Regions from separate parts of the Homo sapiens genome. Here region 2 is linked to region 1. A link is an interaction called in ENCODE POLR2A ChIA-PET data of the cell type or tissue named here. Cell type or tissue: K562. All regions are shown on one strand.

Region 1 (4,000 bases):
AGAAGGGAGAAAATAAGACGAGATTTTCATATTTGCTTGTAGATCCATAAGAAACTTGGGAAGAATTCCTAAGAAACTAGCAGTAGTGGTTCCCTGCAGGGTGGGGGCTCTGGATGTGGGTGTGGCAGGGGATGGGAGAGACTGGCAGGTTGAGGAGCAGGGTGAGAGGGATGTTTTTATGATGTACATTCTCATATATTTATTTTGAACTATTTGAATGTATTACTCATGTAGGAAGACAAACCTTTACTTTCCAAAAATATTAGGGAAAAACTTTCAAGTCTCTCATTTTTAGCCTTTTTGTTGTTCTGATATTTCCACACAGGACAGACGGTAACATGCCCGATACATTTTAAGTACAAACAAGGCTGTAAGTTGCCTTACTTGACTTTCTTCACTATTTTCTATTCAAAAAAGTATTTTTGAATCCAAGGGAATTAGAGGAATAATCTTGAAATGATTATGTTTTGGGGGAAAAGTATATTATTAATATGATAGTTATCTAATGTTGTGTAACAAATTGCCTCCAAATTTAGCATATGAAAACAATAAGCATTCATTGTGTCACACATTCATTCTTTCTTTTCAGTGAAAGTTAACCTGTTTCCATCTGAATAGATTTCTCACTCTGTATCCTGCCAGTAATCATTTTGTACTGTTTCTGTGCCTTTCAATCCAAGAGTCCAACCTGATGAGGTTCTGCTGGTGTAATTCTTTTAAAAGCATTGTGGATGTCCTGTGAATCTCACTGGAGTTCACTTTTTAAACATTAGACTTCTGTGGAGACTGCTGAAGGACAACACCCTTACTTCTTAGGGCCTTTGGTTTGCCAGAATTGTTCTCTGAGCCATTGCCTTGGATTTTTTCCTGACTTCTTAACAAAGGATTTTATAGGTGGGACCTTCAACACTCTGGAAATTGCCTTAGCTACATTCAGCCATCTCCTTAGGTACATTTTCCATCTCCCACATTGTAGCAGGCAATGGCGTTGCTAAACTTTCCATCAGGAAATAACAAAGATCTCCTTTTCCAGTTTCCAGTAACATTTTCCTCTCTACACCATCATCCACAGTCTCCTGAAAGGCCCTCCAGGTTCTAGCTTTTCCAGGGCTCTTCAGGGGTTTTCGAACTCTCTTTTTACAGTCTTTCCAGTTCCTGCCCATTGCCACGTTCCAAAGTCACTCACACATTTTAGGAATTTTTCTTTTTTTCTTTTTAGCAAGCATACCAATTCCAGTTACCAGAATCTGTTAGTTTTTGTTATGTGTTGCCGCAGTACAGATTGCCTCAAAGCTTAGTGGCTGAAAACAAGGAACATTACTGGCCAGGCACAGTGGCTCATGCCTGTAATCCCAGCACTTTGAGAGGCCGAGGCGGGCGGATCACCTGAGGTTGGGAGTTTGAGACCATCCTGACCAACATGGAGAAACCCCATCTCTACTAAAAATACAAAATTAGCTGGGTGTGGTGGTGCATGCCTGTAATCCCAGCTACTCGGGAGGCTGAGGCAGGAGAATCTCTTGAACCTGGGAGGCGGAGGTTACGGTGAGCTGAGATCGCACCATTGCACTCCAGCCTGGACAGCAAGAGTGAAACTCCATCTCAAAACAAACAAACCAAACAAAAATGAACATTTACTGCCATACACACTTCCTGGGGGTCAGGGATCCCAGAGTGTCTCCGCTGTGTCAGTATGTCTCAGGGTTTCCTGAGGCTGCAGTCATTATGCCCGCTAGGGCTTGGGTGGGACTGAAGCACCTGCTTCCAAGTTGCCTCACTCACATACCTGGCAAGTTGGTGCCGTTGCTGGCAGGAAGCCTGCTTTTCTTGCCAGGTGGACTTCTCTGAGGGGTGCGTGAATGCCTTCACTACAGGGCAGCTGACTTCCCTCAGGACACATGATTCAGGAGACCAGGGGAAAGCTGCAGTGTCATTTTATCACATAATCCCAGAAGTAACACTCTGTCATTTCTGCAATATCCTGTGGGTTACACGTCAGCATTATTCATTGTGAGAGGTGACTACATGAGGGTGAGTCCAGGAGGCAAGAATTATTGGGGGCTATCATGGAGGTTTGATAACATAATTGGTAAGAAATTCAGATACACCTCAGACTTGATTGTGGCATACCAGTGTGTTGTAAAACTTGTGAGAATGGCTTGCCTTAGAAAGACAAGTAGTCCATCCAGTGTCTTATTCTTATGTTAAGTTGGGATTGCTATTTTGTTACCCTTGGGCCTCTATATACAAAGCCTCTCATAGTAATAGATCTAATTGGGTTGAAGTTTAGTATTATGTATATGCCCTCTGCTTTTATTAGTAGATTTTACTTTCGTGAAAGGAACATATAAACTTCATTATTGCATTTTTGTATAAATGCAGCTGGGGACATGGTTTTATTACCCAATGTCCATTTTGTAAATATTTAGAGAACTTTTTTTTTGCATCATAAATCAGTATAAATAGAAGCTTGGTTTCCATTGTTGCCCTGGCTATGAGGAAGCTGAGAGTGAAATTTGTCGTTCAAGTGTGGCAGTTATGTTACTGACTGGCGTATTTATATTCTCCTTTATTTGATATTTTGCTATGAGATGTTCCAGTTTACTTGTGGGAAAAAAAGCCAGGTGTTCTTGAACTCAACAAATATTTATTGAATTCCACTTGCTGGCCAGACAGCATTCCATGTGCCCCAGATATGGCACTGGACAGATAGATAAGGTCCCCACTCGCCTACAGCTTCCAACCTGGTCGTAAGAAAATACCTTAGCTTTTGCTCCATAATGTGGAAGAATTGGCCTCAGAGAAAACCTAATTCATATGTACCACGTTTCTACCCATTCAAGTTTTATTTCATAATTTTTTTTTTTTTTTTTTTTTTTTTGAGATGGAGTCTTGCTCTGTCACCCAGGCTGGAGTACAGTGGCACAATCTCAGTTCAGTGCAACCTTTGCCTCCTGGGTTCAAGCGATTCTCCTGCCTCAGCCTCCCGAGTAGGTGGGATTACAGGTGCATGCCACCATGCCTGACTAATCTTTTGTATTTTTAGTAGAGATGGGCTTTCACCATATTGGCCAGCCTGGTCTTGAACTCCTGACCTCAGGTGATCCACCTGCCTCAGACTTCCAAAGAGCTGGGATTACAGGCGTGAACCACGATGCCTGGCCGTATTTCATAATTCTATCTTTCCATAGAAAGAATTGGCTGGGGCACGTATAACTAATGTGAGTTACTGATTTCAGAGGAAGCTTTTGGAAGTGGTTGATAGGCACTGAATGGGATGGGGTGGTGAGTGGTTTAAAATAACACTTGAACCTTTGGATTCAAATGGTTTTAAATGCATCTCAGAAAAGTGAAAGGTGAATGGGAGAGCTACATCCATTGAGAGCAAGGGTTCATCAGCTAGGGCTGTGGCTTAAACTAAGCAGATATTCTTTCCTGGCAGTTCTACAGGCCAGAAGCCTAAGATCAAGGCGTCATGAGGGTTGGTTTCTCTGAGGCTCCCAGACAGTCATCTTCTCCCTGTGTCTTCACGGGGTCTTTATTCTGTGTCTGTGTCCAAACTTCCTTTTCCTTTTTTTTTTTTTTTTGAGACAGAGTCTTACTCTGTTTCCCAGGCTGGAGTGCAGTGGCACTATCTCAGCTCACTGCAACCTCCATCTCCCAAGCTCAAGTGACTCTCCTGCCTCAGCCTCCTGAGTAGCTGGGATTACAGGTATGTGCCACCACGCCCGGCTAATTTTTGTAATTTTAGTAGAGACGGGGTTTCACCATGTTGGTCAGGCTGGTCTCGAACTCCTGACCTCGTGATCTGCTCACCTCGTCCTCCCAAAGTGCTGGGATTACCGGCATAAGCCACCATGCCCAGCCCAAACTTCCTTTTCTTAGAGGGTGGGCTTTATCTGTGGTTCTTAGTTAGCCTCACCTTCATTCTTCCTTTTGGTGTTACGGTCTTGCTTACTGCTTTGGGAATGGATTTGTTGAAACTACATGTGACTAGTTT
Region 2 (4,000 bases), 55 kb before region 1:
ACCACTTTTTGAGGCTGAGGCAGGTGGATCACTTGAGCTCAGGAGTTCGAGACCAGCCTGGGCAACATTGTGAGACCCCATCTCTACTAAAACACAAAAAAATTAGCCAGACATGGTGGCATGCACCTGTAGTCCCAGCTACTCAGGAGGCTGAGGCAGGAGAATCTCTTGAACTCAGGAGGAGGAGGTTCCAGTGAGCCAAGATGGCGCCACTGTACTCCAGCCTGGGTGACAGAGGGTGACTCCGTCTCAAAAAACAAGCAAACAAAAAATAGGAGTTTTGTTTGTTGCATACTAATTGGAGTTGAGGCTTCGATTAGCAGATCTTGGGGACCATACAGAATAAGAGGCCATTAGCTAGCAGGGCTTCCTGGAATGATCTATGAAAAGGTAACAAGGCCATTTCCCCAGGCTCAGTTTCAACCGTGGGAGACAGAAGATGTCTCTAGCCATGATCCAAAGATGTCTGGTTTTAGGATAAAGGGAAAGAGAGGAGGAGGTATTATATTTGTAACAATTTATAACAGTAGTTGGTCTTAGAAGTCTTCATGCTGAAACAGGCAGGGAGAATGTATTATTATAGAAGCCTTCATATTGGCTGGGCATGATGGCTCATACCTGTAATCCCAGTGCTTCGGGAGGCCAAGGCCAGAGGATCATTTGAGGCCAGGAGTTCAAGACCAGCTTGAGCAACATAGTGAGACCCTGTCTCTCTCTCTTTTTTTTTTTTAAAAAAAGAAGAAGTTTTCATACTGAAACAGGTGGGACCCTCCAGAAAAATCAGACTTTCTTAGCCATCACAGCCTTTCGGTGCCCAGAAATTTGCTTTCATTTGGATGCTTTTGCCCATCTTCGAAAATTCTAAGATTGAGCAGGTGGCCTGGGTGGACAAGGCCAATGGAAGCATCTCTGCCTCTCCCAAAATGCTTCTAAGGCCATTTCTCTCCTTCCAATAAGCAATACTCGCTGCTTCCTGGCAGATCTTCATTACAGCTGGCCCCAGGGAATTCCAGAGGCAACCATGCTCGGGGAAGCAAAGGCTGAGCTCTCTGGGCATGAAACAACACTGAAAGCTTTTTGTCCTAGTACAGGCGTGAGTCCTGATGTTTTTATTGCACCTTCACAGTTCAGAATTCACTTTCTAAAACTCCTGCTTTGTTTCCTGAGGATGGACTTCAGATTCCCTTAAAAATCTAGTAGGTACACTGGAAAACCCAAAAGAAATTATAATGCAGCCCCTAAATTAATTCAATATATTGCTATGAGTCATTGGATATGAAGGATTAAGAAACGTTGACAGCTTTTCCATCTGATACCCTGAGATAAGGAGGCTCATGGTGCCTAATATCTTACATATTTTATGTAGAAATGTGATGTCTGGACAAATGCAATAATCTCTTCCTATTGTCTCATTCTCAGAGGTCTCATCCTGGACTGGGCATCTGTTGCCCTTGTGTGTTCAGTGCCCTCATTTTATCTGGAGACCTTTTCTTTCCTCATGCTATATGGTCCCTGTGGGGCTGTCAGCTACTCTTCCCTGTTCTCTTCTCCCCCATGCACAGGGGTGGGACAGTGACCCAGTCTACACCTTCCTTGTTTGGTAGAATAGTTTGGGAGGAAGCAGTTCTTCCCAGCACCCCCAGCTTTATTAAGGTGTAATTGACAAAAACTAGGTTTTGTTTATGTTTTTTTTTCAGGGAGGGGGTGTAGCTTGGGATGCAAGCAGTCTCCTTATTTACTACATGGAAAGAACCAGACTGCAGAATGAAGCCAAGCAGAAACACACAGAGCTGAGAGATAGAGCCCTGATGATATCAGCTGTACTTCTAGACTCAGCCATGCTTTTCCACTTGTATACAAATGGTAGCCCAGGATAAACATGGTTCTGCACTTTGCTTTTTAAAAATTATTATTTAACTTGATATACCCTCAAGATTACTCCACATCAGTGTAGAGGGAGCGTCCTCATGGAGTTACACAGCGCTTCACTGGCTGGCTATACCAATAATTGATTCAACTACTTCTTTATTGGTGGGCATTTAGGATTGTTTCCAGTCTTTTGATATTTCAAATGCACATGTCACTTCATATTTTGCCAGTGCAGATAGTCTTAGACGTGGGATTGCTGGATTAATGAGGAAATACCAGTGTAATTTGCTAGACACAGACAAATGTCTCCTCACAGGGGTTGCTTTGCATTCTCACCAGTGATATGTCTTGTTTCCCCCGTGAATTTGCCAACTAAGTATGTTGTCAAACCTTTGGCTTTTTTTAATCTCCTGTATTTTAATCCTGTTCTCTTAAGTTTTGCCCTTCTTGAAAAGGCAGAGAAGTGGCTCAGCTCCAGCCATAGTACCACCGTGATAAGATGGGAGCACTCCCCAGGAATATGTTCAAGAGACATCGGTGAACAGAATCTAGAGTCTATGGAGGAATAATCTCTGTTGGGATCAAATTTTGACATAGTCGGTGATACTGAAAGAATAGTTCATAGAACTAGAAGATTATTATTCCAAAAGGGGTAGGAGTGGAGGGCGGACAGTGAGCATGATGGGGGTTGCATTGGGGGATGAGCGCTGGAAAAATTGTAAGGAAAAACATAGGATGTTTGTTTGCCACTATTAGCTGAAGGAGTTGGTTTTGTTATCTCAACTGCAAACTCATAAATTGTGAAGGCGCTACTGATCATTAAAGAGAATTTCCACTATGTGAATCCCCTTTCTCTTTTCCAATATGCACCCCCACCCACCCCTGACACACACAGCAGAAAGCAAATTCAACATTGTTGGAGACATCTTTGGAATTGCTAGTTGAGTCATTTAATAACTTTTTCTGGGTCTTCCTGCTTTTAAACAAACCATAAATGTAGAGAAAATCATCTAGAAGCATGCTTTGAAATTTCATTAGTGGAGTACTAAAAGAGTTCTAAAATGAGAAGACACATTGGTCACTTTTTAAATTACGTAGAGATTTTTCAGACTACTAAAGACATTGTTATTTTAAAAATAAATAATCACTAAACTTGTCAACATTGTTTATTAAAGCCGATGTTTTAGAATGCCTACCCTAGAGTTGAAGGACATCATTTATTTTGCTTTTTGGAAAATAAAAATGCAAAGAAAGTAGAAAAAAACCCAAATCATTTCCCTTATCTTGCAAAAATTGAACTCAAATAATTGAGCATTTCTGTGGCATCTAGAAAAGTATAGACTAAAATTTGCCATCACACTTCTTGTAATTGGTTGAATAATGGCCTCCAAAGATATCCAGGTCTTCATCCTTGGAACCTGTGAATGTTATTATGTGGCAAAAGAGAGTTTGTATATGTAATTAAAGATCTTGAGGTGAGAGGGTATCCTAGATTATGTGGGTGGATTCCAAATATAATCACGTGTCCTTATTAGAGGGAGGCAGAAAGAGATTTGACTGTAGACAGAAGAAAGAAGGTGGTATCATGACCTCAGCAGAGAGAGGGCTCTGAAGATGGTACCAGCTTTAAGGTGCAGGGAGGGGCTGTTAGCCAGGGAATACAAGGAATCCAGCTCTAGAAGGCAAGGACACTGATTCTCCCCCTCAGAGAGGGCCTTGTACCTTGGCCTGGTGACATTAATTTTGACCTTCTGGGCTCCGGATGTGCAAAAGAAAAAAATTCTGCTCTTTTATGCCACCAAATGTGTGGTAATATGTTACAGGGGCCAGCCATATCAACCAATTAATGCTTTTCCCAATTTCTAGGAAACAGGAACTTGATGTTTGATTTTAAAGTTCAGTACATGTGTTAATGGGGATGAAGTAGAATGTAAAGGTATGATAAAAATAATAATAAGAAGAACAAAAAAAAACAAATTTTAGGCCAGGCACTGTGGCTAATACCTGTAATCCCAGCACTTTGGGAGGCCGAGGCGGGTGGATCACTTGATGTCAGGAGTTGGAGGCCAGCCTGGCCAACATGGTCAAAACCCATCTCTACTAAAAATACAACAATTAGCCAGGCATGGTG

What was found. Peaks named below come from ENCODE experiments on the same cell type or tissue, not always from the same donor. Only the 100,000 strongest peaks of a DNase experiment are listed, where the experiment ranks them.
Region 2: POLR2A ChIA-PET joins it to region 1 with 5 read pairs; 5 of 35 experiments call an interaction of 5 or more read pairs at or near these places.

Annotation. Positions count from the first base shown.
Region 1 is chr18:58,086,271-58,090,270 of GRCh38, forward strand. The region is part of intron 1 of NEDD4L (NEDD4 like E3 ubiquitin protein ligase); the gene reads left to right. Among named protein-coding and RNA genes, the nearest start is that of NEDD4L, 44 kb to the left of the region's middle. RefSeq lists a silencer at 1,627-1,921 and an enhancer at 1,821-2,496. In K562, no CTCF peak of the experiment used is centred here; a DNase peak (open chromatin) is centred at 1,941.
Region 2 is chr18:58,031,417-58,035,416 of GRCh38, forward strand. No RefSeq gene overlaps it. Among named protein-coding and RNA genes, the nearest start is that of NEDD4L, 11 kb to the right of the region's middle. In K562, no CTCF peak of the experiment used is centred here; no DNase peak of the experiment used is centred here.